Linked DNA regions of Homo sapiens: regions 2 and 3 are each linked to region 1. The links are chromatin loops, found by intact Hi-C in ENCODE. Cell type or tissue: heart right ventricle. All regions are shown on one strand. Links, peaks and the distances in the headings refer to the core of each region. The heading gives the core; the rest is flanking DNA. Region 1 has its middle 5.6 kb from the start of NFATC2IP. Region 2 overlaps LOC124903672 (a long non-coding RNA gene). Region 3 holds the start of ATP2A1 (ATPase sarcoplasmic/endoplasmic reticulum Ca2+ transporting 1).

What was found. A loop is a pair of places that touch in the nucleus more often than their neighbours do. Peaks named below come from ENCODE experiments on the same cell type or tissue, not always from the same donor. Only the 100,000 strongest peaks of a DNase experiment are listed, where the experiment ranks them.
Region 2: a loop joins it to region 1, with 4 times the contacts of the local background. A loop is called at or near these places in 51 of 110 quality-filtered maps.
Region 3: it touches region 1 in a loop (3-fold over the local background); 51 of 110 quality-filtered maps call a loop at or near these places.

Annotation. Positions count from the first base shown.
Region 1 is chr16:28,940,309-28,950,368 of GRCh38, forward strand. No RefSeq gene overlaps it. Among named protein-coding and RNA genes, the nearest start is that of NFATC2IP, 5.6 kb to the right of the region's middle. RefSeq lists an enhancer at 9,951-10,060. In heart right ventricle, for the core only: CTCF peaks have their summits at 5,430 (motif pointing left) and 5,641; a DNase peak (open chromatin) is centred at 5,423; H3K4me3 peaks cover 845 bases; H3K27ac peaks cover 584 bases.
Region 2 is chr16:28,812,923-28,822,982 of GRCh38, forward strand. LOC124903672 (a long non-coding RNA gene) reads right to left here. Exons shown (of 2, transcript XR_007065042.1): 2 at 6,169-7,099. It also overlaps the pseudogene RPS15AP33. Among named protein-coding and RNA genes, the nearest start is that of ATXN2L, 5.0 kb to the right of the region's middle. RefSeq lists enhancers at 9,356-10,060, 9,604-9,813. In heart right ventricle, for the core only: no CTCF peak of the experiment used is centred there; no DNase peak of the experiment used is centred there.
Region 3 is chr16:28,875,513-28,885,572 of GRCh38, forward strand. ATP2A1 (ATPase sarcoplasmic/endoplasmic reticulum Ca2+ transporting 1) reads left to right here and starts at 2,976. Exons shown (of 23, transcript NM_004320.6): 1 at 2,976-3,277; 2 at 3,587-3,604; 3 at 3,989-4,071; 4 at 5,403-5,507; 5 at 6,939-7,077; 6 at 9,063-9,143. The coding sequence starts at 3,160. ATP2A1-AS1 (ATP2A1 antisense RNA 1) reads right to left here and starts at 4,409. Exons shown (of 2, transcript NR_046290.1): 1 at 4,030-4,409; 2 at 3,445-3,592. RefSeq lists enhancers at 1,947-2,016, 2,027-2,116, 3,362-4,135, 7,659-8,468 and silencers at 4,206-4,255, 4,276-4,625. In heart right ventricle, for the core only: no CTCF peak of the experiment used is centred there; a DNase peak (open chromatin) is centred at 4,489; H3K4me3 peaks cover 1,749 bases; H3K27me3 peaks cover 475 bases.

The sequences.
Region 1 (10,060 bases), core at 2,473-7,472:
ACCGCACCCGGCCACAGCTCATTTTTTATTTTTTGTAGAGATGAGGTCTTGAATGCCTCATGCTGCCCAGGCTGGTCTTGAATGCCTGGGCTCCAGTGATCCTACCAACCTTGGCCTCCCAAAGTGCTGAGATTACAGGCGCCCACTATCACACCCGGATAATTTTGTATTTTTAGTAGAGACAGGGTTTCCCCATGCTGGCCAGGCTGGTCTCAAACTCCTGACCTCAGGTGATCCACCTGCCTCAGCCTCCCAAAGTTCTGGGATTACAGGCGTGAGCCACAGTGCCCGACCTTACTATGTTCTAAGCACTAATATCAATGAGCAAATTTTATCGTTACAATAACTTCACAAAGATAGTAAGCACTTATTATGTGGCAGGATTGTATTCAAATATTTTATGTATATTTTATGGACATGTTATGTATGTTTGTGTATATTCATTCATTTTATCTTTACGACCCTATGAGGTAGGTATACTATTAATATTATTTTCACCATTTCTTTTCTTTCTTTCTTTTTTTTTTTTTTTTTTTTTTTTTTGAGACAGGGTCTCACTCTGTCACCCAAGCTGGAGTGGGTGGTGCCATCTTGGCTCACTGCAACCTCTGCCTCCTGGGTTCAAGCTATTCTCCTGCCTCAGCCTCCCAAGTAGCTGGGATTACAGGCCTGTGCCACCACACCTGGCTAATTTTTGTATTTTTAGTAGAGATGGAGTTTCTCCATGTTGGCCAGGCTGGTCTCTATCTCCTGGCCCCCAGTTAACAGCTCCCTGCCTCGACCTCCCACCCTGTTTTTGTTGTAGAAATTTCTTCTTTATCTCTGAGCATGTAAAACTTACTTCATCTTTTTTTTTTTTTTTTTTTTTTTTTTTTTGAGACGGAGTCTCGCTCTGTCACCCAGGATGGAGTGCAGTGGCACTGTCTCGGCTCACTGCAACCTCTCTCTTCCCTGTTCAAGCGATTCTCCTGCCTCTGCCTCCTGAGTAGCTGGGATTATAGGCATGTGTCACCACACTCGACTAATTTCTGTATATTTAGTAGAGACGGGGTTTCACTATGTTGGCCAGGCCGATGTCGAACTCCTGACCTCAGGTGATCCACCCACTTCAGCCTCCCAAAGTGCTGGGATTGCAGGCGTGAGCCACTGCGCCTGGCCTTTTTTTTTTTTTTTTTTTTTTTGACAGAGTCTTGTTCTGTCACCCAGGCTGGAGTGCAGTGGCTTGATCATAGCTCACTGCAACTCCTGGCCTCAAGCAATCTGCCTGCCTTGCCCTCCCAAGGGTGCTGGGATTACAGGCACCCAGCCCCTAAAACTTCTTTCATCTGTATTAACATTACTACGATGTGCCAGGCATCGTACCGTTCTCCAGGTGGCGACTCATTTTATCTTTACCACTGTCCTATGAGGAAAGTACACTAAAAATTATTATTATTTTACAGCTAAGGAGATTGGGGCACAGATAAATTAAATACTTCAATTGCTAACTGACTTTAGGCAACTTAACCTGACCCTCCACTGCCTCAGCTATAAAATCCCATTAAGGCGGAGGCATGCTGTAGTTACTATTACTTTTACATGGCATGTAAAAGAAGTCAAAGAAACCTTCCATGGAGGCAGGGCACAGTGGCTTATGTCTGTAATCCCAGCCCTTTTGGAGGCCAAGGCAGGTGGGATCAACTGAGGTCAGGAGTTCGAGACCAGCCTGGCCAACATGGCGAAACCCGTTTCTACTAAAAATACAAAAATTAGCCGGGCATGGTGGCAGGCGCCTGTAATTACAGCTACTCGGGAGGCTGAGGCAGGAGAATTGCTTAAATCCGGGAGGCGGAGGTTGCAGTGAGCCGAGATGGCACCACTGCACTCCAGCCTGGGCAGCAGAGCGAGACTCTGTCTCAAAACAACAACAAAAACCTTCCATGGTGACCCCATGAGCCATGAGAATGGAAGTCCCCATGGAAGATTTCTTTGATTTCACGGAAGGTGTCTTTGACTTCTTTATGTTTCTCCTGCCTGTGACAGCCTCATGGGTTCCTGGGGCCCCACTGACAACCTCTGGGGCCGGCTTGCTTTGGCTCCTGCCACAGTCTTACAGGCTGCACAAGATTCTGACCATTTTATTTATGAGTTCCTCAGAACAGGTTTCTGCACCAGAGGTTTGGGCTAACTCCAAGCCTATACTTTGGTTAGCTTTGGGGTTCTGAGTGCCTGGATGGCTTTTTCCATTCATTCTCAGGCGGCTCGCTTCTACATTGTGAGCCAGGGCCTGGGGATGGATTTTTTTTTTTTTTTTTGAGATGACGTCTTGCTCTGTTGCCCAGGCTGGAGTGCAGAGGTGCGATCTCAGCTCACTGCAATCTCCGCCTCCTGGGTTCAAGCGATTCTCCTGCCTCAGCCTCCTGAGTAGCTTGGACTGTAGGCACGTGCCACTATACCGGCTAATTTTTGTATTTTTAGTAGAGACGGGGTTTCTCCATGTTGGTCAGGCTGGTCTCGAACTCTTGGCCTTAAGTGATCCACCCACCTCAGCCTCCCAAAGCCCAAAGTGCTGGGATTAAAGCCCAGGCTGGAGTGTAATGGTGTGATCTTGGCTCACTGCAACTTCTGCCTCTTGGCTTTAAGCGATTCTCCTGCCTCAGCCTCCTGAGTAGCTTGGATTACAGGTGCCTGCCACCATGCCCGGCTAATTTTTTATATTTTTAGTAGAGACGGTGGCGGGTCGGGGGGAGTTTCTCTATGTTGGCCAGGCTGGTCTTGAACTCCTGACCTCCTGATCCACCCGCCTCGGCCTCCCAAAGTGCTGGGATTACAGGCGTGAGCCACCTTGCCCGGCCCCCATGTGGGTGTTAAAATGCCAATCGTAGGGGATTCCTGCATTCCCACAGGCTGCTTGACTTCACTGTCCCCACTGCCCCCACCACTGTGGCTTTGATTTTCCTCCTTATTCTGGAACCAAGAAGATTCTGTCTTCCCTTTGAGCTTAGCTACCTATTAAAAAAAAAAAAAGCAGCACTCCTCATTATATTTTGCTTAGTGTATGCATGCATTTGGAATACAAACCTCTAGTACTTCTTTATGCTTGCATCTTGAACACAAGTCTCTGAGACTCCAAAAAAAATCCAGATCATCTGGTGCAGCATTTGTCTGCTCCCCACCAGCTGTTCACATTGCCATAATCCCCTACCTTAAGCTTCAGCTAAAATAAGCTCTCACATGGCTGTAATCCTTGCTGTTCCCTATTACCTTTTTTCCCAGCCTGCCTCATTCATCTTGGTTTCCTGCCTGTCTGAAGCACCTGAGCCTGTGACTCCTGGTGAAAATATCCTGCTGGCCAGGCTTGGTGGCTCACACCTGTGATCCCAGCACTTTGGGAGGCCGAAGCGGGTGGATCATGAGGTCAGGAGTTCGAGATCAGCCTGGCCAACATGGTGAAACCCTGTCTCTACTAAAAATACAAAAATTAGCCAGGCATGGTGGCTTGTGCCTGTAGTCTCAGCTACTGGGGAGGCTGAGGCATGACAATTGCTCAAACCCAGGAGGCGGAGGTTGCAGTGAGCCGAGATCGCGCCATTGCACTCTAGCTTCGGTGACAGAGCAAGATTCTGTCTCAAAAAATAGAAAACAAAAAGAACACATCCTGTCTTGCTGGGATCGGATCCATGTCCAAGTCATCTCTGTGCCCCTGCTCCCCAGCTGGGGGATGAGAAGGGTCAAGGAATGAGTGGGGAAGGAGGAGGAAGAGTGAATGAAGGGCTGTGGGAAGTGCTGTGATGGGTACTTTACGCATTTGGGGTGCAGAGGAAGGAGACACCCTTGTGGGCTCTGCCACTTTGGGGAGTCTCCCAGGAAGTTGAGGTTGGGACAGAGGTGTGCTGCCTCCCACCAAGTGCCCTGGAATCAGACTAGCTGTTTTTTGTTTGTTTGTTTGTTTGTTTTGATGGAGTCTGGTTCTGTCACCCAGGTTGGAGTGCAGTGGTGCAATCTTGGCTCACTGCAACCTCCACTTCCCAGGTTCAAGCAATTCTCCTGCCTCAGCCTCTTGAGTAGCTGGGACTACAGGCACACACCACCAAGCCCAGCTGCCCAGCTAGATTTTTTTTGTTTGTTTGTATTTTTAGTAGAGACAGGGTTTCATCATGTTGGCCAGGCTGGTCTTGAACACCTGACCTCAGATGATCCGCCTGCCTCAGCCTCCTAAAGTGGTGGGTTTACAGGCATAAGCCACTGTGCCTGGCCCAGACTAGCTGGGTTTATGTGAATCCTGGCTCCACCCCTTTCCAGCTACATGGCTTAAGCTCTCTGAACTGCAATTTCCTGGTCTGTAAAATAGACCATGAAATAGTAATTCAGAAAATGAGGACATTATCAATGAGTCTTAAATGACACGTAAAGCATACAACAGTGGCTTAGCAAGGACTCAAGCATGAGCTCTTATTATTTGACATCTTATTTATTTATTTATTTATTTATTTATTTATTTTGAGACAGGGTCTCACTAGGCTAGGCTAGGCCAGGTTAGAGGGTAATGGCACAATCATAGCCCACCGTAACTTTGAACTCCTGGATTTGAGTAGTTCTCTCACCTCAGCCTCCCTAGTAGCTGGGACTATAGGCGTGCACCACCACACCCGGCTGGCTAACTTCTGTATTTTTTGGTAGAGAAGGGGTTTTGCCATGTTGCCCAGGCTAGACTTGAGCTCCTGGCCTCAAGTGATCCTCCCACCTCGGCCTCCCAAAGGGCTAGGATTACAGTCGTGAGCCACTGCGCCTGGCCAAAAAATAATTTTTTTTTTTTTTAAGAGATGAGGTCTTGGCTGGGCACGGTGGCTCACACTTGTAATCTCAGCACTTTTGGAGGCTGAGGCGGGTGGATCACTAGGTCAAGAGATTGAGACCATCCTGGCCAACATGGTGAAACCCCGCCTCTACTAGAAATACAAAAATTAGCCGGGCCTGGTGGCACACGCCTGTAGTCCCAGCTACTTGAGAGGCTGAGCAGGAGAATCGCTTGAACCCAGGAGGCGGATGTTGCAGTGAGCCGAGATCACGCCACTGCACTCCAGCCTGGCAACAGAGCGAGACTCCGTCTCAAACAAAAACAAAAACAAAAAACAGAGATGAGGTCTCGCTATGTGTGCCCAGGCTAGCCTTGAGCTCCTGGACTCAAGCAATCTTCCCATCTCAAGCATTCCTAGTAGCTGGGACTTACAGGTGCACTTTCAGCTCTTGAGCAAGGTTTGGGGAAAGGAGACTTGAAAATTTTAGACTCTCAGGGCCACCTCCTGCTTGCGGTTTGCAGTGGTTTCCCGGGAGCGCCCAAGACTGGCCTGCCGCCTGGCTACAGAGAGAGGCTGAAGGCCTCCTGGGGCTGGGAAGTCGGTGGAGTCCAGGAGCCTCCGTTTCCTGGAAAACAGCTCCACCTGCTGGCTGTTGTGCGCCTGCAGTCCTGACCTTGGCGGAGTCTGCACGGGGAAGGGAAATGCATGCTGGTCCAGCGGGGGGCGCCTGCAGGGGACATCGGTGCCGCGGTTGGGATGGAGGCGTATGGGATGAGACTAGGGCAGAGGTGGACATGCCGTTCTGCGTGGATGTATGAGGCGCGAGTTTTGTGAGCACCGTGGGTGTGAGCAGCATGTGGTATTGGGTGTGTGCGGTGTGGGTATCCTGAGCGACGTGTGGCGTGGGACGTAAGTGTGAGGCGGCAGGTGGTTATACGGTTGGAGGCAAAGTGGGAAGAGTGAAGTGTTGAAGGGGCGTGTTTGTGTTGTGTTGGGATATATGTTGTGCAGGAGTTGCCAACGCTGTGGATGTGTGGAGGGCGTGTAGTCTCTGAGGTGCACAATATTGTTGGTAGGAGGTGTTGGCGAGTGTGTTTGGGAAATATAATTAAGAAACAAAATATCTAAACCCAACAAACTTCTCCACAAAGGTAGTAGAGACAGAAAACAGTTTTATTATTATTTTTGGTTAAAAAGTTGTAAAATGGGCCTGGCGTGATGGCTCACGCCTGTAATCCCAGCACTTTGGGTGGCTGAGGCGGGCGGCTCACCTGAGGTTGGGAGTTCGAGACCAGCCTGACCAACATGGTGAAACTCCATCTCTACTAAAAGTACAAAAAATTAGCCAGGCGTGGTGGCGCATGTCTGTAATCCCAGCTACTCAGGAGGCTGAGGCAGGAGAATCGCTTGAACCCGGGAGGTGGAGGTTGCAGTGATCCAAGATTGTGCCACTGCACTCCAGCCTGGGCAACAAGAGTGGAACTCCATCTCAAAAAAAAAAAAGTTTTAAAATGTATTATTATTTTTCGTAGAGTTGGGGGTTTTACTATATTGCCTAGGCGGGTCTTAACGCTCAGCCTGAAGTGATCCTCCCACCTTGGCCTCCCAAAGTGCTGGGATTACAGACGTGAACCACTGTGCCTGGCCTTAAATTGTATGTATTTATTTATTTTTAGAGAGAGGGTCTTGCTCTGTTGCCCAGGCTCGAGTGAAGTGGTGAGATCATAGCTCACTGCAGCCTTGAACTCCTGGGCTCAATCAGCCTCCCAAGTAGCTAGGACTACAGGTGTGCATCACGACACCCACTAATTATTATTACTTTTTGTAGAGACAGGGTCTTGCTATATTGCCCAGGCTGGCCTTGAACCCTAGACCTCAAGTGATCCTCCCACCTCAGGCTCCCAGTGCTGGGATTACAGGCATAAGCCAACATGCCCGGGCTGGTTTTATTATTGAATAAGCATAATTTTTCTTTCTTTTTTGACATGGAGTTTCACTCTTGTTGCCCATGCTGGAGTGCAATGGCACAATCTCAGCTCACTGGAACCTCTGCCTCCCGGGTTCAAGTGATCCTCCTGCCTCAGGCTCCGGAGTAGTTGGGATTACAGGTGCCCACCACAATGCCTGGCTAATTTTTTGTATTTTTAGTAGAAAAATACACCACCATATTGGCCAGGCTGGTCTCGAACTCCTGACCTCAGGTGATCCAACCACCTCAGCCTCCCAAAGTACTGGGATTAGAGGCGTGAGCCACTGCACCCGGCTTGAATAAGCATTAAGTTAGAATGTGATGCACATCACTGGCAATCTGGTAAAAGATTGCAAAGGCAAAAAGAAATATCCTTCATTACAGCCAAGCAGGTGTAAACCATTATCCTGTTTTCAAGATAAAATTTCAAATTCCATATTGTTACAGGAGCTGCAGGTTCATATGCCCACTGTGCAGTCACAGCTCTGTGACTCTGAGACGGTGGGGATGCAGCAGAGAGAGTTTAATGATTGCAGGGTGCCGAGCGAGGTGATGGGAGGAGACCCTCAAATCTCTCTCCAGGGAGTTCTGGGCTGGGCTTTTAAGGGGTTTGTGGGGAGTGATGGGCTGGAATATTGGGGTCATTGATTGGTTGGGAAGGGGGATGAAATTGTCAGGGTGTAGAAGCTGCATTTTGCGGGGAGTCAGCTCCTTGTGGGGTCCTTCAGGTCAGCTGAATCAGTAGTTCCATCAAGACCTGAAGGAATATCTCAAAGGGAACACCTAATGTAATGTCCAAGCCGTGATTCAAGAGCAGTTAAGGGGAACTATAATCTTCTGACAGGGGCTGTGTGACTGTGGGGCAACAGGCACCAGATGGCTTTGGGGAAGCAGGTCAGGGAGCAGCTGCCCTGAGATCAATGCTGAGTGCACCGCAAGTTTGGTTTCTTTTCATTTCTCCCTCTCCCTTCTTCTCAAGTTTATAGGGGTGGTTGCAATACCATGTTTTCAAGATAAACAATGACTAGTCCTCACGTAAGAGGACGTGACAACACCTTTAGTCAAACATAGTTCAGCCTTTTTTTTTTTTTTTTTTTTTTGAGACGGAGTCTCGCTCTGTCGCCCAGGCTGGAGTGCAGTGGTGCAATCTCGGCTCACTGCAACCTGCGCCTCCTGGGTTCATGCCATGCTCCTGCCTCAGCCTCCCGAGTAGCTGGGACTACAGGCGCCCGCCACCACGCCCAGCTAATTTTTTGTATTTTTTAGTAGAGACAGGGTTTCACTGTGTTAGCCAGGATGGTCTCAATCTCTGGACCTTGTCATCCGCCCGCCTTGGCCTCCCAAAGTGCTGGGATTACAGGTATGGGCCATCGCGCCTGGCTTTTTTTTTTTTCTTTTGCAACAGAGTCTGGCTCTGTCTCCCAGGCTGGAGGGCAATGGCTCGATCTCGGGTCACTGCAACCTCCACCTCCTGGGTTCAACTGATCCTCCTGCCTCAGCCTCCCAAGTAGCTAGGAATACAGGCGCACACCACCATGCCCAGCTAATTTTGTTTTGTATTTTAGTAGAGATGGGGTTTCACCATGTTGGCCAGGCTGGTCTCGAACTCCTGACCTCAAGTGATCCACCCGCCTCGGCCTCCCAAAGTGCTGGGATTACAGGCGTGAGCCACCACGCCTGGCCCCAGTCTAACTTTATGATGGTAAGTGGGGTGACCACCTGTGTTATTGAATTGGCTTGTATGGTAGGGGTGAGTAGACACAAACTTTTCATATCTTTAGGACAGGAGGTAGCCTGCATCTTGGAGCAAGACTGAAGCCAAGCTTTTCCCTCCTAGGGGAAATGGGAGACAAGAGAGCTAACTGCCTTGACGACGGCATTTCGTCAGGGCTCCCAGGTCCTTGAATTCCTGAATTTGGAGACTGGCAAGTGGCTTATGTAGCCATCATGAAGATTTACATATGCCAGGCTGGGTGCTGTGGCTCACACCTGTAATCCCCGCACTTTGGGAGGCCGAGCCAGGTGGATCACTTGAGGTCAGGAGTTCAAGACCGGCCTGGGCAACATGGTGAAACCCCGTCTCTACTAAAAATACAAAAATTAGCTGGGCAAGGTGGCAGGCAACAGTAATCCCAGCTACTCGGGAAGCTGAGGCAAGAGAATCCTTTGAACCCTGAAGGTGGAGGTTGCAATGAGCTGAGATCGCACCATTGCACTCCAGCCTGGGCAACAGAGCAAAACTCCGAATCAAGAAAAAGAAAAAAATAAAATAAATAGTCGGGCGCAGTGGCTCACGCCTGTAATCCCAGCACTTTGGGAGGCCAAGGCGGGGGCGGAGGGGGGTGGATCACCTGAGGTCAGGAGTTCAAGACCAGCCTGACCAACATGGTGAGACCCCATCTCCACTAAAAATACAAAATTAGCTGGGCATGGTAGTGCACGCCTGTAATCAATCCCAGCTACTTGGAGACTGAGGCACGAGAATTGCTTGAATCTGGGAGGCAGAGGTTGCAGTGAACCGAGATCGAGCCATTGCACTCCAGCCTGGGCAATAAGAGCGAAACTCCATCTCAAAATAAATAAATAAATAAAATTAAATAAATGAATAAAATAAAATTTAAAAATAAATAAATACATAAGATTTTTTTTTGAGATGGAGTCTCACTCTGTTGCCCAGGCTGGAGTGCAGTGGTACAATCTTGGCTCAGTGCAACCTCTGCCTCCTGGGTTCCAGCGATTCTCCTGCCTCAGCCTCCCGAGTAGCTGAGATTATAGGCGCCTGCCACTACGCCTGTCTAATTTTTGTATTTTAGTAGAGACAGGGTTTTACCATGTTGGTCAGGCTGGTCTCGAACTCCTGACCTCAGGTGATCTGCCCACCTCGGCCTCCCAAAGTGCTGGATTATAGGCGTGAGCCACCACGCCCAGCCTTATTATTTCTATCTTTCTTTCTTTTTTTGAGAGAGAGTCTCGCTCTGTCGGCCAGGCTGGAGTGCAGCGGCAGGATCTGGCTCACTGTAACCTCTGCCTCCCGGGCTCAAGCAATTCTCCTGCCTCAGCCTCCTGAGTAGCTGGGATTACAGGCGCACGCCACCACGCCCGCCTAATTTTTGTATTTTTAGTAGAGACGGGGTTTCACCGTGTTGGCCAGGCTGGTCTTGAACTTCTGACCTCGTGATTCGCCTGCCTCGGCCTCCCAAAGTGCTGGGATTACAGGCGTGAGCCACCGCGCGCGGCCAGCCTTATTATTTCTTTAAAGCATTTTTGAGACAGGGTCTCGCCCTGTCACCCAGGCTGGGGTGCAGTGGTGCGA
Region 2 (10,060 bases), core at 1,619-6,618, 130 kb before region 1:
TCTTTTTGTTTGGTGGGGGCGTGGACAGGTTCTGGCCATGTTGCCCAGGCTGTTGTCAAACTCCTGCCCTCAAACCATCCTCCCACCTCGCCCAGTCTCACTATTCTACCAAATAACCCACTTGCAGATTTTTTGTTTCCTGTCTTGGTAAGTTTGAGCTCTGCTGACTTGGAAGACTTAGTCCTCAAGGGAGGAATTCTTCCATCAGGGACACAACAATGATACCATTGAATTGGAAAATGAGACTGCCACCTGGTCATGTTGGACTTTTTAGGCCACTGAACCAACCGCAGAAAATGGGGTTACTCTACTGGCTGGAGTTATTGATCCTTATGACCAGGAGGAAACTGGGTTGCTGCCACACCATGGGGGTAAGGATGGTGTGTCTGAATCCCGGGTTTCTCTGGAGTGCCTCTTACTATTTCTATGCCCAATAATACATGTTACTGAAAAACTGTGGTAACTAAAAGAAGGCAGGACAATGCGGACCCTTTAGGAATGAAGCTTTGCCTCATCCTACCAGGTAAAAAGCCCAATTATCGGAGCCCAAGGATTTTTGGATACTTACAGAAGGGAACATAGTTACCAATTATGGGCTCATGACCAATTACAGAACTGAGGATCTTGGAAGCTTGTCATATTTCCTTTTTGCTTTTTTTTTTTTTTTTTTTTGAGATGGACTCTCACTCTGTCGCCCAGGCTGGAGTTCAGTGGCTCAATCTCAGCTCACTACAACCTCTGCCTCCCGGGTTCAAGCAATTCTCCTGCCTCAGCCTCCCGAGTAGCTGGGATTACAGGCATGTGCCACCATGCTTGGCTAATTTCTGTATTTTTTAGTAGAGATGGAGTTTCACCATGTTGGCCAGGCTGGTCTCAAACTCCTGACCTCAAGTGATCCGCCCGTCTTGGCCTCCCAAAGTCCTGAGATTACAGGCGTGAGCCACCGCACCTGGCCCCTTTTTGCATAATATATTCATGTCTTTATTTGTACATGCTAGCCATCTTTTTTTTTTTATTTGGTCCATAGGCATTTTATTTGTAAATATGTGTTACATCTCTAGAAAAAGAGTCCCAGGATTTTCCTTCCTGTGTGTTTTCGTCTTGCTTCTTCATGGTCCATGATGCCAGCTGAGGTGGTCAGTACAATGAAACCAAACTGGCGGGATGGAAGCAGATCATTCTGCTATTTTTCTAGATCTTTGCACATCAAATCTGGGGCTGATCCCACGTTTAGCCTGCCTGTGAGGTTTACAGTAATTTTCCCAGCTGTGTGATCATCAGTGATTTCAAATTCGCCAATGTAACCATGCTTCATCATCACAGTTAGAAACTGGACGATGACTTTGGAGAATGGCCTAATAGGTACCTGGCATTTTGCCTCTCTTTTTGGCATTGTTGATGTTCTATTTTTTTTTTTTTTCTTTTTGAGACGGAGTCTCCCTCTTTCACCAGGCTGGAGCGCAATGGTGCGATCTCGGCTCACTGCAACCTTTGCCTCCCGGGTTCAAGCGATTCTCCTGCCCCTGCCTCCCGCGTAGCTAGGATTACAGGCGTGCGCCACCACGCCCAGCTAAGTTTTGTATTTTTAGTAGAGACAGGATTTCACCATGTTGGCCAGGATGTTCTTGATCTCTTGACCTCATGATCTGCCTGCCTCAGCCTCCCAAAGTGCTGGGATTACAAGCATGAGCCATAGCACCCAGCCTGTCAATGTTCTTGAGAGCATCAGCCGGGACAGTCATATGCGCCATTTTGGTGGCAGGGGAAGATGGAGGAAAGAGCTTTCTTTTTTTTCTCTCCTCGTTCTTATTTTTTATACAAGTTATTGGAGGTTAGCTCTACAATTCGGCCTTTAGGTAGCAGAACATTCAAGACTATGACTTAATTTGAGGAGTAATTAAAATAGCCAGCAACTGGTGCAATGATCATTATGACAGTGAGTCTCATTTTGGAGAAACAGTGAGAACTTTCCTTGTATGAAAGATAACTATCTCTTTTTTTAGTTTTTTATTTTTATTTTTTGTGGGAACGTAGTAAGTGTATATATTTACAAGGTACATGAGATATTTTGATACAGGCACACAATGCATAATAATCACATCAGGGTAAATGTGGTATCCAGCACCTCCTACGTTTATCCTTTGTGTTACAAAGAATCAAATTAAACTATTTTAGTTTAGGGTTTTTTGTTTGTTTGTTTGTTTGTTTTTTGAGACAGAGTTTCACTTTTGTCACCCAGTCTGGGGTGCAATGGCGCGATCTCGGTTCACTGCAATTTCTGCCTCTGGGTTCAAGCGATTCTCCTGCGTCAGGCTCCCAAGTAGCTGGGATTAAAGGCATGCACCACCACACCCAACTAATTTTGTATTTTTAGTAGAGATTTCTCCATGTTGGTTAGGCTGGTCTCAAACTCCCAACCTCAGGTGATGTGCCCACCTCAGCCTCCCAAAGTGCTGGGGTTACAGGCGTGAGCCACCATGATCAGCCTTTTTTTTTTTTTTTTGAGATGGAGTCTCACTCTGTCGCCCAGGCTGGAGTGCAGTGGTGAGATCCTGGCTCACGGCAACCTCTGCCTTCCAGGTTTTTTTGTTTGTTTGTTTGTTTGTTTGTTTTGAGACAGTCTTTCTCTGTTGCCCGGGCTGGAGGGCAATGGTGCAATCTCGGCTCACTGCAACCTCCACCTTGCGTGTTCAAGCGATTCTCCTGCCTCAGCCTCCTGAGTAGATGGGATTACAGTCGTGCACCACCATGCCTGGCTAATTTTTGTATTTTAAGTAGAGACGGGGGTTTCACCATGTTGGTCAGGCTGGTCTCGAACTCCTGACCTCATGATCCACCTGCCTTGGCCTCCCAAAGTGCTGGGATTACAGGCGTGAGCCACCACACCCAGCCTCTGCCTTCCAGGTTTAAGCAATTCTCCTGTCTCAGCCTCCCGAGTAGCTGGGATTACAGGCACCCACCACCACACCTGGCTGAGTTTTGTATTTTTAGTAGAGACGGGGTTTCACCATGTGGGCCAGGCTGGTCTCGAACTCCTGACCTCAAGTGATCCACCTGCCTTGGCCTCCCAAAGTGCTGGGATGACAGGCGTGAGCCACCACGCCTGGCCCTCTTTTAGTTATTTTTAAATGTACAATAAATTATTGTTGACTGTAGTCACCCTGTTGTGCTATCAAGTAATTTTTTTAATCCTTTTCTTTTTTTTTTTGACAGGGTCTCTCTGTGTTACTCAGGCTGGAGTGCAGTGGCGTGATTTCTGCTCACTGCAGCCTTGACCTCCCAGCAGGCTCAAGCAATCCTCCTGCCTCATCCTCCCGAGTAGCTGGGACTACAGGCATGTGCCACCACGCCCAGCTAAGATCTTTTTTAAAATGCTTAATCCAGAAGTCATTACAAACAAATACTAGATCTTATTTATTCTATCTAACTATATCTCTGTACCCATTAACCATTCTGCCTTCCCTGCCTCCATTACCCTTCCCAATCTCTGGTAAACATCCTTCTACTCTCTGTCTCCAGGAGTTCAACTGTTTTTCATTTTTGGCTCCCACAAATAAGTGAAAACTTTTGAAGCTTGTCTCTGTGCCCACCTTATTTCACTTAGCATCATGACCTCGAGTTCCATTCATGTTGTCACATATGACAGGATCTCATTCTTTTTTATGGCTGAATAGTACTCCATTATATATATGTACCACATTTTCTTTATCCATTCATCTGTTTGTTGGGGTTTTTTTCTGTTTTTGTTTTGAGATGGAGTCTCCACCTGTCGCACAGGCTGGAGTGCAGTGGCATGATCTCGGCTCACTGCAACCTCTGTCCACCTCCCAGGGTCAAGCGATTCTCCTGCCTCAGCCTCCCGAGTAGCTGGGATTACAGGCGCCTGCCACCAGGCCCGGCTAATTTTTGTATTTTTAGTAGAGATGGAGTTTCACCATGTTGGCCAGGCTGGTCTCGAACTCCTTACCTCAAGTGATCTGCCTGCCTCAGCCTCCCAAAGTGCTGGGATTACAGGCATGAGCCACTGCGCCTGGACAATTTTTACTTTTTTTTTTGAGACGGAGTCTTGCTCTGTCACCCAGACTGAAGTGCAGTGGCGCCGTCTTGGCTCACTGCAAGCTCCGCTTCCCGGGTTCACGCCATTCTCCTGCCTCAGCCTCCCGAATAGCTGGGACTACAGGCGCCCACCACCATTCCTGGCTAATTTTTTTGTATTTTTAGTAGCGATGGGTTTTCACCATGTTAGCCAGGATGGTCTCGATATCCTGACCTCGTGATCTGCCTGCCTCGGCCTCCCAAAGGGCTGGGATTACAGGCGTGAGCCACTGTGCCCAGCCAATTTTTACTATTTTTATATTTCCAAAAGCTTTGAACTAATTTTACTACTTATGTGCAAATTCTTTTTTTTTTTTGAGACAGAGTTTCACTCTTGTTGCCCAGGCTGGAGTGCAATGGCACGATCTCGGCTCATCGCAACCTCTGTGTCCCAGGTTCAAGCGATTCTCCTGCCTCAGCCTCCCGAGTAGCTGGGATTACAGGCATGCGCCACCATGCCCAGCTAATTTTGTATTTTTAGTAGAGATGGGGTTTATCCATGTTGCTCAGGCTGGTCTTGAACTCCTGACCTCGGGTGATCTGCCCACCTCGGCCTACCAAAGTGCTGGGATTACAGGTGTGAGCCACCATGCCTGGGCTTCAAATTCTTTATTTTGAAACAATTTCAAATGTACAGAGATGTTAAAAGGCTAGCGTTTCCAGGAAAGTCTAGAACGTCAGGATAACATTTACCCAGATTCACCAGTTGTTAATATTTTGCCACATTTGCATTTTCTCTTTCTGTGTGTATATTATACATATATATGTGTGTGTATGTGTATATATATATATATATATATGCTTTTTTTGGAAACCTTGTTTGTGTGTGAGACTCATTCTGTTGCCAGGCTGGAGTGCAGTGGCAAGATCTCGGCTCACTGCAATCTCCACCTCCCGGGTTCAAGCGATTCCCCTGCCTCAGCCTCCCGAGTAGCTGGAACTACAGGCGCGCACCACTACGCCTGGCTAATTTTTTGTATTTTAGTAGAGACAGGGTTTCACCATGTTGGCCAGGCTGGTCTCGAGCTCCTGACCTCAAATGATCCACCCACCTCAGCCTCCCAAAGTGCTGAGATTACAGGCATGAGCCACCACACCTGGCCTTTTGGAAACATTTGAGAGTAGGTTGCATCTATCACACTCTGTTGCCCCATCATACTTCTTTATATATTTACTAAGAATATACCCTGGGCTGGGCTTGGTGGCTCACGCCTGTAATCCCAGCACTTTGGGAGGCCAAGGTGGGCAGATCACTTGAGGTCAGGAGTTCAAGACCAGCCTGGCTAATGTGGTGAAACCCCGTATCTACTAAAAATACAAAAATTAGGCCGGGCGCAGTGGCTCACGCCTGTAATCCCAGCACTTTGGGAGGCCAAGGAGGGTGGATCACCTGAGGTCAGGAGTTCAAGACCAGCCTGACTAACATGGAGAAACCCCCTCTCTACTAAAAATACAAAATTAGCCAGGCGTGGTGGCACACGCCTGTAATCCCAGCTACTCGGGAGGCTGAGGCAGGAGAATCACTTGAACCCAGGAGGCGGAGGTTGCAGTGAGCTGGGATCTCACCACTGCACTGCAGCCTGGGTGACAAGAGGGAGGGAGACTCTGTCTCAAAAAACAAAAAACAAAACAAAACAAAAAAACACCCTGGCCGGACATGGTGGCTCACATCTGTGATCCCAACACTTTGGGAGGCAGAGGCAGGTGGATAGCTTGAGGCCAGCAGTTCAAGACCAGCATGGGCAACACAGCAAAACCCCATCTTTACCAAAAGAAAAAAAAACCAAGAAACAAAAAATTAGCTGGGCGTGGTGGTGCACACCTATAGTTCCAGCCACAACTACTTGGGAGACTGAGGTGGGAGGATCTCTTGAGCCTGGGAGGTGGAGGCTGCATTGAGCCAAGACCCCACTGCTGCACTCCAGCCTGGGTGACAAGAGCGAGACCCTGTCTCAACAACCACAAAAAAGAATACATCCTTCCATATCTCCAGTAGAGTCATAACACATTCAGGAAATTTATCATGGATGCAATACTTTGTAGTCTATATTCCAAATTTATCAATTTTCCCCATACTGTCTGTTTTGTTTTTATTTTGAGATAGGGTCTCGCTCTGTCGCTCAGGCTGGAGTGCAGTGGCGAGATCACGGCTCACTGCAGCCAGGACCTCCTGAGCTCAAGCAATCCTCATTTTCCCCCATCCCCCCATCACAGGTAATCAATTTGATGAGTTTCTGGTTTATACTTTGTTTTTCTTGGCAAAAACCTGCAGATACATTTATGTCTTCATATTTCCCCTTCTTCCTTATACAAAAGGTAGCACAGTATACAAAAGGTAGCACAGTCTTTTGAAGTTTGCTTTCTTTTTCTTTTCTTTTTTTTTTTTTTTTTTTTTTTATGAGATGGAGTCTGGCTCTGTCATCCAGGCTGGAGTGCAGTGGCATGATCTTGGCTCACTGCAACCTCCACCTCCCGGGTTCAAGCGATTCTTCTGCCTCAGGCTCCCGAGTAGCTGGGACTACAGGCGTGAGCCACCACACCCAGCTAATTTTTGTATTATTAGTAGAGACGGGGTTTCACCATATTGGCCAGGCTGGTCTCGAACTCCTGACCTCACGATCCAACCACCTCGGCCTCCCAAAGTGCTGGGATTACAGGCGTGAGCCACTGAGCCTGGCCATAGTGATATAATTTTTAAATTGCACACGATAAGACAACATTCCCATTGTTGGGGCAGGAGTGCTGCCCCAACCCCACCACCAGGAATGTTAGGCAACCATCAGGTGATGGTCAGGTGGTTGTTAAACTTGTCTCTAAAATAGTAATTGGTTGCAGCCAGCACCAGGGAAAGGCAGTCTCCAAATAGATGGAAAACACTTGAAACTGATGATCAGCAGCTTCTCGATAAGATCTCAGAAGTTGGGTAAATGGGCTCAAGCTTATGCACCAAGAGGCAAAATGGCGGAGTTTAATGGTACATGCCCTTCCTCCAGGAATGCTAGATCTGTAAGGGAAGAACGTCTTAAGTGAGCATGTGCACTTCAGTATACTGAACACACTGTGCTTGTGGCCCCTCCAAGTGCTGGCAGGCCACCGTGCATGTGGACAGCCCATGCCAAGGTAGGAATCAGGGGAGAAGAGATGCAAACCGTAAATCCCTGGAAGCATGCCAGCATATGAAACCCCAAGTCAAAGGTCAAACCAGGGACTTGAATCTGTCAAGTCATTCACGCCTGGCCCTCTTCCAAGTGTACTTTACTTCCTTTCATTCCTGCTCTAAAACTTTTTAATAAACGTTCACTCCTGCTCTAAAACTTGCCTCTGTCTCTCCCTCTGCCTTATGCCCCTTGGTGGAATTCTTTCTTCTGAGGAGGCAAGAATTGAGGTTGCTGTAGACCCCATGCAAATTAGCTGCCACTAGCAAGGGCAAGGCAAGCTATGGAGAAAGAAGTTTCATGGGGCTAAAACTCAGAATTTGAGTGTGGAGCAGGATGGGGTAGATGGAAGGGGGTTAGAGTGCTCAGTGCTCACAATCTGTCAATGAGGGTAGAGAGGTGGCATGGCATCAGGTGGTCCAGGTAATGCCAGGAAAAAGCTGGACTGTGTTTGTTAGGGAACCCAGGAGACATGATGACCTTTAAAACACCATTTGGGCTGGGCGTGGTGGCTCATGCCTGTAATCCCAGCACTTTCGGAGGTCGAGGCGGGTGGATCACCTGAGGTCGGGAGTTCAAGATCAGCCTGACCAACATGGAGAAACCCCGTCTCCACTAAAAATACAAAATTAGCCGGGTGTGGTGGTGCATGACTGTAATCCCAGGTACTCAAGAGGCTGAGGCAGGAGAAACGCTTGAACCCGGGAGGCGGAGGTTGTGGTGAGCCGAGATCGCGCCATTGCACTCCAGCCTGGGCAATAAGAACAAAACTCCATCTCAAAAACAAACAAAAAAACATCATTTGGATCCACTCACCTTACAGATATTTCATTGAGTGCCTGCAGTGTGCTAGAGTACTGCAGAGCAAGAAATAAGTCAAGATCCTAACCCTTAGGGAGCTGACATTAGCAGGAAGACAGAATTAAAGGAGCTGTTAGAATACAGTGGGATAAATTGCTCGGCGAGCACACAGGAGGGGAAACTAGCACATCTGAAGGCAGGAGCGAGGCAGGGCGAAGGACTATTACCCAAAAAGTAAGGCAGTGTTGTAGCTAGGTGTGCATGTGTTTGGTGCAGGGGCTGGGAAGAGTTCCAATGCTAACATTTAGAGCGAAGAGATTGAGACATTGAGAGTTTCGCTGGGATTAAGACCACATGGACTTAACAGCTCCACTCCATTCTCCACGTTGCAAAGAGTAAACCTTTAAAAATGCAAATCTGACCTCTTTTCACTTGTTTTTTTGTTTGTTTTGGGGGGAAGGAGTCTTGCTCTGTCACCCAGGCTGGAGTGCAGTGGTGCGATCTGGGCTCACGGCAACCTCCGCCTCCTTGGTTCAAGTGATTCTCCTGCCTCAGCCTCCTGAGTAGCTGGGATTACAGGCATGCACCACCACGCCTAGCTAATTTTTGCATTTTTAGTAGAGACAGGGTTTCACCATGTTGGCCAGGCTGATCTCAAACTCCTGACCTCAAACCTCCCAAAGTACTGGGATTACAGACCATGCCCAGCCTCTTTTCACTTTCTTAAATAAGCTCCCCACTGCTTTGAGGATAATGTCCGTGTCTCTTACAAGACTTGGGAGCCTTTAAAACCTGATCCCAGATTAGCTACCTCTTCCCCCCTTTAATTTTATGCTTAGGACAAGCTGAGTTTTTCTTAGTTTGTCATATCCTATTTCCCTGCCTAGAAACCCATCTCCCCCTGCCCTCTTATCAGTTTTTTTTTATAATTTAAATTTTTTTTTTTTTGTAGAGACAAAGTCTCACTTTGTTGCCTAGGCTGGTCTCAAACTCCTGGCCTTAAACGATCCTTCTGCCTCGGACTCCCAAAATGTTAGGATTACAGGTATGAGCCACTGCGCCCGGCCCTCCTGTCCCTTATCTGGGTCTCCCAAAACTGGATTAAGATTAGGTGTCACTCCCATTTGCTCTTGTAGTCCTCTGTGCTTCACCTACTAGATCTCGTCAAATTCTCTGAATTCACCACTAGCATGAACTCCTCCAGAGCAGGAAGCAGTTTAATTATCCTTGTGTCCAAAACAACTAACTGAATACTCCAATGCCCAACTCATTTTGAATGAATGAAGCTGCCTTCATTGCAGGGTCGGGTGGAGGATTTTGAACTCGGAACTTTGGCCTTCAGTCTTTGTTATTACAGTTTAAAGATTCATTCTCGGGCATGGAGGAACAATTTAGGTCAAAATCACAAAAATCTGAAATAATTTAGGACGAGGCGTAAATTTATCTGCAAAGATCAACACGCTCAAACGAATCACTAATGCTCATCAGTCTTTTACTTAAAGCAAACAAGGTGGAGGGTAGCTCCTTGCGAAACCTACCACCTGCCTAAAAGCGCAGTGGCTCGGGTGGTCCAGTCCCGGAGACTTTCTTGGCACTTAAGGCTCTGCCCACGGGCCGCCAAGTGGCGGAAGAGCCTCACGCACGACGTGCCGCCTCACACTCCCGCGGAGGCATCGCGACGCAGCGACGGCGTGGGCGGAGAGGCCGGCCCTTCCTCTGGCGCCTTCGGCTCCTCCCCCTGCGCCTCACACGCTCATTGTGAAGCGACAGCGGCCGCCGGCTTCTAAGGCGGTTTGAGACCTTAAGACCCTAAATCCTTGGCGCGCGTGAGCGCCCGCGCCGCTCCTTACCCACTCCCAGGGCTAGGGGTGCGAGGTTCACCGACTTGATTCTCTCCCACTTTCCCGCCGGGAGCTAACCGCGCCGGTGTGCGCGGCACCTCGCGCCACTGCTCGCTCCTGGCCCCCCCCCCCCCCCCCCCCCCCCGGGAGCTCCCACCCGCGCGCTCC
Region 3 (10,060 bases), core at 2,405-7,404, 65 kb before region 1:
CCCACCTCCAGGAGGCCCTACCCACGCTCATGACCTTGCTATTCTGGGCCTTGTGTCCTGTAGGGAGATGGACAGGAGACAGCTGGGCTTCCAGGCCACCCAGGCGGGGGGCTAGCCGAGGGAAGCCTGCTGGCTCTCCTGCTTGCTCTAATTTCTGGGGCTCCCCAAACCTTGGCCTCAGGAGACTGGGGATAGGACCGGCCTTGAAAGTGGGGGAAGCTTTGGAGAGCCGGGTGCTGGGTTCTTAGTGAGATGGCCAGTGAAGGCTGTGGTGCCCCGAGGTAAGCAGGGCCTGATCCCCTCCTAATCTTCCAGCAGCAACTGGTGCTCTGAGGCTCCCCCTCCCCCAGCCCTGCCAGCCTTCAGGGACCTGCCTTCCAAAGATGGGCAGGGGAGGGGGACGAGGACACCCACCCACTCCTCAGACCAGCATGTCTTGGCTGTTGGGGCCTGAGAGACTTTCCCTCTAAGCCTTTCTTTACAGATGGTTAAACCGAAGTTCTGCACTCATCAGGGACTGGCCAGGGTGTCTCTGTGTCCCATGCTTTTAGCTCCAGCCCTCAGGTGTGACAGGAGGATCACTTTCCATCCCTGGGCGTGGAGACCCCTGTGGGAAGGGATCCCCGAGGGCGCCTCTGGCTCAGCCTCCCTCCATGGCAGTTCACACCCACAGCCTTCCCTAGAGCAGCCCTTCTGCAGCTCCTGGCGGGTGGCTTTCCCTCCCTGGCTTGTTTCCCCCTCTGGGAAGCCGGGGGAGGTAGAAATGAATAACCTTAAAGGCCTGTTGGCAGGAATGTGCTGCCAAGCCTGCCCCCTGCCCTCTGTCTCAGGCTCTCGACTCCCTCGAAGCTGCCCATCTCTCCGTCTGCCCCTCTCCATGTTTGGGCATTCCCACTGCTGTAAGACAGTAGCCCCTGTCACTCCTCCAGGTGCCGGTGGGGAGACGCCGGCCAGCGCCAAAAGCCTTGGCGGGTGTGAGCCTGAGTCCAGCGGAGACGGTGGGTGCTGGGCCGGGTGGAGGTGCCGGGGGCTGTGTCTCTTGGAAGAGAGGCTGCTAATGCTCTCCTGCACCCCCAATTCAGCCCACTGTCCCCCACTCCCCTCAGGTCACAGCAGGATTCTGCTTCAGGGGAGGGGTTTGTTGGAACTGTGAAAAGGAGGCAGGAAGGAGCACCTTGTCCTCAACTCACCCAGGAGGCCGCGCCTCACCCAAGTCCAGGCAGAAGGGATGCATCTGGGAGGCTGAACCCTCAAGTTCCATCCACCCCTGCTGCCATCCCCCTCCCCAAAAGTGGGGGCCTCCCTTTTCTTTGCTCTGCTGTCTCCTATTCTGTCCTCTGCTTCGGAGTTTGAGCCCCAGAATGGAAAGCAGCCTTAAGAAGCCACACTTAGGAAGTCCACATGCCTCTGCTCATTTCAGGAAACAGGCCTAGACAGAGGACGGACTTGAGCCCAGGGCACCAGGCCCCTTCCCCTCACTGACCTTTCACCCTGACTCTCATCCAGCCTTTCTGCCTGCCTGTCCTCCCCTTCCTGCACCCCTGGTACCCTCCCTCGGCTCCTCCAGCAGCTGCCCTGGTGGTAACCAAGAGACGCCCCCATCCTGGAGCAGGGGTGGGGAGGGGCAGCTCAGAGCAGCTGCTTCTCTGAGGAAGCTGACACCAAGGCCAGCATTCAGCAACAACTTGTGGCTTTGCACCCAGCGCCGGGGTCCCCGCCCACCTGGCTCCCTGCTGTCCCTCTTCCCCACTGCTGCTCGGACTTCCCTCTGACCCTGGTGGCTCTGTGTCTCTGCTCCCTTTCCCCCTAGGTCTAGACATCTGTCCTTATTTCCCCCAGACCTGTCCCCAGAAGTCCACCCTTCCCCATTCCTTTGGTCTGGAGCCCCTGCTTGGTCCAGCTTCCCCAGGCCCCGACACCTTTCTGTGGGGTCTGCCTAGCTCCTGCACGCACACAGCATGGGCCTGATCCTGTTCCCCTCGTGGACAGATGCAGCAGGGCAGAGTGCAGCGCAGACCACAGGCCTCTGGGGCTGGCCACAGAAACCCCGTTGGTTAGAGCACAGTGTGGGATGAGGTGACCCTCAGTGCACGACTTGGGGTGACCCCTGCCCCCATCCTGAGACAGTTACCCCTCCCCCTCTGCCATCAGCACATTCTGTAGCCTCTTGGGTTACTTGGCTGCCTTGGTGTCCCATTTTCTTGGGGGTGGGGTGGGGATTCCCTATCCAGGATGGGGGGGCCCTCAGGGCTCTGTTCCCAGAGGCTGAGTTAGAGCGATGGGGAAGGGGGGGGGCAGTTTTGGGGAGAGACAGGCAGTGCTGGCTTTGCTCACCAGGGCCTGGACACTAAATCCCTTGTTGATGGCTGTGGCAACCCCTCCCTAGGGTAGGGTTACCATCTTCGGCCCTGTCCCCTTGACTCTCTCCCCTCACTTCCCCTTGTCCCTCTAGGAGCCACTCACTTCCTCTAGCCCCCAAAAGATGTTCTCCCTTCATCAGTCCCCCAAAGGCTTGGGGTATCTCTGCCACTGCTTCAGCAAATGGGGTGAGGAGGAAGGAGACTGCGGCAATGGAAACAGGCTCCGGGCAGATGAGGCAGGAAGGGGGGTGTGAGGAAAGGGACAGGTGAGGCCGGGGATGGAAGAGGGCTCCGGGAAGAACTGGGGGGATGAGTTTGGAATGGGAAATTCAATGCAGCTGGGGAAGTCGAGGCAATGGGGGGGCAGGGTCAGTAGCAGATGACAGAAAGTGAAGTCTCTCCCTACCCCACTTCCCTGGGGCTGGGGCTACCTTTGCGTCCCTCATGAGTGACATCTCAGGCTGCAGCCCCACTGTTCCCCCTCTGTCAGCAGAAATATCTCTCTTTTCTGACCACCTCCTGCTGGAGTCTCAGCCAGCCAATCCCTGATCTGGTGGAGGGGGGAGCCCGGCCTCCCCCTGCTCCCTCATAAGGACCAGCTGGGGGCCGGGGGGTGGCCGGCTGCTCAAGTGGGACGGGGGTCAGAGCTTTGTGGAGGGAAGAAAAACCTGGAGGGGGCAGGAGAGTAAAAAGAAGAAACCCAGGCAGACAGGCAGTTGGACACACTGAGGAAGACCCCCCACGAGTGGGAACCCCCTGGAAGGAACACACCGGCCCCGGCCCCCAGGAAGGGAGCACAATGGAGGCCGCTCATGCTAAAACCACGGAGGAATGTTTGGCCTATTTTGGGGTGAGTGAGACCACGGGCCTCACCCCGGACCAAGTTAAGCGGAATCTGGAGAAATACGGCCTCAATGGTAAGTGTCCCTTGGAAGAGCGGCTGGTAATTAATGCCCTCCTGCACCCCCAAAACACACGCACACGCATGCACGCGTTTCTCCCTTCAGGGTTTCTTAAGGAAGAGCTGGGCCGTTGTCCAATGCTCGCAGGGGGAAGAAGATACTGAGAAAACAGAGTCCCGAGATCCAGAGTTTTGGGAGGTTTTAATGGGATGAACTTGATGAACCTCAAGGTGGCCTGATTCTCTTAGCCACAAAGTCTTGGGTGTGGGGGGCATGAGGCTGAACCCCAAATGAATCTGTCCTTTTCTTCTTTTTCCTGGGTAGAGCTCCCTGCTGAGGAAGGTAAGTTACTGGAATCCCTGAACTCTCATAAATGACCACCCCCCACCCCGCCCTGTCCCACTCCCTCCTCCCTGCCTCTTTAGATTCTTTGAGCAAATATCCCTTCCCAAAAGGCAAATCTCCCTCCCTAAAGGTTAGAGTCCTGTCCGGGGCAGAAGTCTCCCAGGCGCTTTCTCCTTGAAGCAGCCAACCCTTGAACTGCCCCCCACTTTGCCGAGTCTGTTTCTGGACTCCAGGCGAGCTTCTTAGCCCTTCTCTGGGCACCAAGCTGTCTGCCCACCACCCTAGAGCCTCCCCACTGCAGGCCGGAGTCCAGGGCGCTCCATCCCAGACCTTCACCCACTAGACCTTAACCCGGGGCCCTCCCCTTGCCTCCTCCCCCAGGGAAGACCCTGTGGGAGCTGGTGATAGAGCAGTTTGAAGACCTCCTGGTGCGGATTCTCCTCCTGGCCGCATGCATTTCCTTCGTAAGTGTGGGAGGGTCTCTGGGGGCTGGCTGGGGGTGTGAGGCTGGGATCGGGCGAATGCGGGGCTCGCAGTCACTGGATCCTCCCGTCCGAGTCCCGAGCATCCCATTGTACAGACGGGGCGGGCTGGCGCGCAGCAGCGGGTGTGATTCGCGTCCTCCTCTCTCCTCCCCTGCACCCCAGAGGCAGGTTTTATTTTAAGCTTTAAGGGTGTTCTCAGCCAAAACACCGAAGCTAAGCCACCCTCGCGGCTTCAAGAGCTTGGAGAGCTCGGGTTACCCACCCGAACTCCGGGCTCCGGGTCCCGCCGCGATGCCGGCTGCGGCGCGGGGGGCCACTGCCACTCCCGGCATGCGCCGGGCGGACGGCCGCTCCACCAATCCCCGCGCCCGTCGGCGCCCCTGCCCCGCCCTCCCCAGCCTCCTGACGCTGATTGGTCGAGGGGAGGACTCGCTCCTAGTGGCGGGAAAGCGCGGCGGTGTGATGATGACTCCAAGGAGCCCGGCGCCCGGTCAGGGAGGGCACTGGCATCCCTCATTACCCGCCCAGCCTGGCCTTAGCCCTTCCCCGCGCTCCCTAGGCACCCCCACCCCCGCAGGGCATCTCCAGGGCTCTGCCTCCTCTCCCGCCCTGGGGGCTACTCCCCATCCCGCGGTCCATCTGCATGTCGCGGGTTCTTCCGCAGCATGTGAGCCTCGCTGGGGACTCTGGAGGCAACGAAAGCCTCCCTGTGCCTTGGTCTCCGAACGCAGGCCCCGTCGCGTTAAGCACAAGCTGGCAGGGCCTCTCCTCTCCCTTCTCAGATTTGCTCCTTGACATTTGCCTGCTGCCTGGCGGTGGCAACAGCTGGGGCGGGGCGCGCGCAGGAGGCCCCGTAACCCTATCCCCGCTCCGGCTCCCTCGTGAAACCGGAGCTTCCCTGCCTTGGCCGAGGGGGAGGGCTGCGGGGGCCAGACCGCCTGCGAAGACCACAGGGTTTTTCCTCTCGGGTTTTGGCTCCCGTGGGATGGATGTGGCTGTGCGGGGGGTTGGCCTGAGCTTCGCTTCTAAGCCAGCAGCTTGGTCAGGGAAACCTGAAAGCATTCCCAGCTAATCCCCCAAGTGGTGCAAGTCTGTGCGCGCCCATCCCGCTGAGTAAGGCGGTGGCAGGACCTGCAGTGGATGGACAGACCCTCAGACGGATGTGGGGCCACAGCGCCCCGACGGTGCCCGGCCCTCCTGCTGGCTCCTGCACTCTCCTGCACAGTTCTCCCCTTTGCAGTGGTCCACTTCCTTTCTCCATCTGTTTTGGGGCCTCATTACCTGTCATTCTCCTTTCCCCTGCTCCCCAGGTGCTGGCCTGGTTTGAGGAAGGTGAAGAGACCATCACTGCCTTTGTTGAACCCTTTGTCATCCTCTTGATCCTCATTGCCAATGCCATCGTGGGGGTTTGGCAGGTTAGCGTTGACCCTTCCTTACCCCTTCATGTCCCAACAGTGAAGAAGAGGCCAACCCTCCCTCCAGTCTCCTCCTCCTCCATCACCTCCCCCATACTTGCCTCTTCCTCTGGTCCTATCCCCTGGTCTGGAATGGGATGGAGTGTGGGGAAGAGGTGGGAGACTGTGACCCACTGTCACTTCCTGGCTATGTGACCCTGAGCAAGTTCCTTCATCCCTCTGAGCCTCAGTTTCTTCATCCATAAAATGGGGCTAGCAATCCAGTGTGAAATCGACTAAGATGATGCATGTTCCTGGCACACAGTAGGAATTCAATAGACGCTAGCTTGATTTCCTTCTTCCACTGACCTGACCACCCCCTACATGTCCTGTCCTCTGCTTCCTGGTTTGTTTTGTTTTGTTTTGTTTTTAGGTCATTTCCAAAGTGAAAACCCAAATGCTACCTTGCTTTGGTTTTAAGAAATGTCAGGCTATAAGCCATTTTTTGGTGCTCACTGGTTTCTGAACACTGAGGATAGAAATAGCCACTTTCATACTTTGGGAGGCCGAGGCGGGTGGATCAGTTGAGGTCAGGAGTTCAAGAGTAGCCTGGCCAACATGGTAAAACCCCATCTCTACTAAAAATACAAAAAAATTAGCTGGGCATGGTGGCAGGTGCCTGTAATCCCAGCTACTCAGGAGGCTGAGGCAGGAGAATCACTTGAATGGGGAGGCGGAGGTTGCAGTGAGCCAAGATTGCACAATTGCACTCCAGCATGGGCAACAGAGTGAGACCCAGTCTCAAAAAAAAAAAAAAGAGAGAAATAGCACTTTCTCTTTGCCCCAGTGTTACAGGCGCAGCAGAGCCACCTGTGTCTGTGGTGCTGACAGGTCCAGGACAGCATCTGCAGGGCAGCCTCTGATTTTCTTTGATTTTTTATTTAGATTTTTCTTTTTGAGACAGGGTCTCGTTCTCTTGCCCAGGCTGGAGTGCAGTGGCGTAATCTCATCTCACTGCAATCTCTGCCTCCAGGTTCTGGTGATTCTCGTGCCTCAGCCTCCCAAGTAGCTGGGATTACAGGCGCGTGCTACTACGCCCGGCTTTTTTTTTTTTTTTTTTTTTTTTTTGTACTTTTCGTAGAGACGGACGGGGTTTCACCATGTTGTCCAGGCTGGTCTCGAACTCCTGACTTCAAGTGATCCGCCTGCCTCAGCCTCCCAGAGTGCTGGGATTACAGGCGTGAGTCACCATGCCCGGCCTGATTTTCTTTGATTCTTCTTTGTTCCCTCCCCAAAACCCTCTCACCTGTTTTCACCTGTAGGTGACAGTTTCCTCAACATACACACACCCCTGCCTGTGTGGGGTTTTGTTGCCTCCCCCGTGCCAGGAGCCACAACTCCATAACTCTGCCTCCTGTGTATAACCCTGCCTCCTCCACCCTGTCTCCTCAGGAGCGGAACGCAGAGAACGCCATCGAGGCCCTGAAGGAGTATGAGCCAGAGATGGGGAAGGTCTACCGGGCTGACCGCAAGTCAGTGCAAAGGATCAAGGCTCGGGACATCGTCCCTGGGGACATCGTGGAGGTGGCTGGTGAGTGACAGGGACGGCTGGTCCAGGATGGGAGGCCTTGGGGCTGAGGCCTAGGAGATGCCGGGGGCTGGTCAGGCTCGGATCCAGGTGTCCAGGAGGATGACGGAGTCTGCTTCTCTTTCCGACTCCTCAGAAGGTCATCCCAGGCCACTCCGGCCACATCCCCCCCTCCCCAGCGGAGTCTCAGCAGGAACAGCCAGTCCTGTCCCTGAGGCTGCAGGCAGACCCCCTGCTCCCCATCCTCTCACCCTGCACTTGCACTCGCAGGCAACAGGTGGAACCCGGTCCCTGCCAATGGCCCCGTCTCCACCCCCTCCCGGGCCTGGCTTCCCCCTCCTTCCACCCACCCCAAGCTTGGTCAGCTTTCAGTCTTGACCTCTCTGTGCCCTTGAGGCCTCTCAAAGGGGAAGGAGCGAGGGCAGAAGGGAGGAGGGAGGCCGAAGGCTCGAGCCCCCGACCATGTAAGGGAAACTCAGGCCTGGCACAGAGCACGCGACCGGGGAGGAGGGAGCTCAAGGAGGGCCCCGCCCGCGGCAAGGGACACTTAATGCCTGGCCAGGGAGGGGTGGGGGCCGGGTGGCTAAGATTACTGGGATTCTGCCCCCTTCAGCGGTTTTTATGTTTGCCCTGAGCAGGCCTTCCCGAAGCTCCAGGCCCCTGCCAGGGGGAATGGCTCTTCAGAGGCCTCCTTCCCTGTAGCAGACATCCGAATCACCACCCCAGGGAGCTTGGGCAGAGGGAGTGAGGGCAGGCTGAAGACCCCAGCGCCCCATCACAGGGCAGCCTTGCCGCCGTGACAGCATGGAGTCAGCGCCATGAATGTCTATAAATATCACGCGGGCTTGGGTGACAGGGTGTCCCGCCCGACTCTATCCCGACCTCCCTCCTCCCTCCTCGGTCCATTTCCTCTGGCACAGGAGGGATCCTTAGAAACAGAGGGAAAGGAAAGCGATTGGACCCTGTCCCCAGTACCATCCGTGGGACCAGTGCGGAATTAGGCAGCGGCCCTGGGAGATTCTTAGCCTCCTCCTAAGGTCTCTGAGTCTGGCTGGGCATCCACCTCTCCAGCCCCCCGACAAGGTGGTTTCCATGGCCTGCCAGCCCACCTGTGCGTCTCCCTGGCCTCACCTCCACCCATTCACTCTCCAGCCTGTGCTGCCCGCCCCACTCTTCCACACCTGTTTCCTGCCCAACCCCCGCTTCTCTCCTGTCCCATCCCATCCTGTCTTGTCCATGTCCCCAGCTCACTCTCCCTGGCTCCCCGCCTCCCTGCCTCCCTGAGATGCTCAGACCGGGCTGTCAGGTTCCCGATATGTGGTCCTCTCCATGACCACCCTGTGCCCCCCGCTGCCTTGAGTCCTGCCCACTCATACCTTCCGCTCACTCCTCTCCTGCCTTGCCCTCCACTGTTCCTCTTGGTTGCCCTCGATTTTCTCAATTTCCATATTTTCCCGTTTCTCCTTGCCTTCCCTGGCTGTCCACTTCATTCTCTCACCCCGACACCCCTTCTCTCTAATGCACCCTGTTTTCCCTGAGTTCTTTCCTTGCCTTTCCTCCTTGCCTTTCTCACTCCTGTCTCCCAATCTCAATTATAGCTTCTTGTCCTACAGCTGGACTGTCCCTAATTTCCCCTCCAGTCATTCAGTGGGCATTTATTGAGCATGTACTATGTGCTGAGCAGTACACCTGCCCATCCCTTCTCAGGGCTCACAGCCAGTGGGAAGAGATGTGGGAGTTCAAGACCAGCCTGAGCAACAGAGCGAGACTCCATCTCGCCGTGGACACGGGGGCAGAAGGGATGGGTGTCACGATGAGGGGTTGCCAGCTTCAGGAGCTCAAGCCAAGGGCCTGATGCAAGCCCTGGGAGCCTCCCTGAGACCTGAAGGATGGATGAGGAGAACGAGTCAGACACAGATTGGGTTTTTCTTTGGAAGGAAGAAAATTCCATTCCCAAGTGACCTCCCTCTTCCCTACTCTCTCCACAGTGGGGGACAAAGTCCCTGCAGACATCCGAATCCTCGCCATCAAATCCACCACGCTGCGGGTTGACCAGTCCATCCTGACAGGTCTGCTGGCCTGGGTGGGAAGATGCATGGGGGTGGGACGTGGGGAGGAAGAGGCAACAAGGGGGAGGTGAGTGGAAAGACAGAGAACCCTCACTGTCTGAGCAACATAAAGAGACCCTGTCTCTACAAAAAAATTTTAAAAACTAGCTGAGCATGTTGTTGAGTGCCTGTAGTCCTGACTACTCAGGATGCTGAGGCAGGAGGATCGCCTGGGTACAGGAGGTCAAGGCAGCAGTGAGCTGTGATCACACCACTGCACTCCATCCTGGGCCACCCTGTCTCTGTCAAAATAAAAACAAAAGGCTGTGCGAGGTGGCTCATGCCTGTAATCCCAGCACTTTGGGAGGCCGAGGTGGGTGGATCACCTGAGGTCAGGAGTTAGAGACCAGCCTGGCCAACATGGTGAAACCCCATCTCTACCAAAAAATACAAAAAACACAAAAATTAGCCAGGCGTGGTGGCAGGCACCTGTAGTCCCAGCTACTCAGGAGGCTGATACAGTAGAACTGCATGAACCCAGGAGGCTGAGGCTGCAGTGAGCCAAGATCATGTCACTGCACTCCAGCATGGGCAACAAGAGCAAGACCCCATCTCAAAAAAAAAAAAAAAAGACAAAACAAAACAAAACCCAGCACTGGGGCCTCCCCCTGGCTCGCTAGTAGTGGCTGTGGCAGTGGCAGCACTGCTTGACATTTTCTTTTTTTTTTGAGATGGAGTCTTGCTCTGTCACCCAGGCTGGAATGCAGTGGCGCGATTTCAGCTCACTGCAACCTCTGCCTCCTGGCTTCAAGCAATTCCCTGCTTCAGCCTCCAGAGTAGCTGGGATTACAGACGTCCACCATCACACCCGGCTAATTTTTGTATTTTTAGTAGAGACAGGGTTTTACCGTCTTGGCCAGGCTGGTCTTGAACTCCTG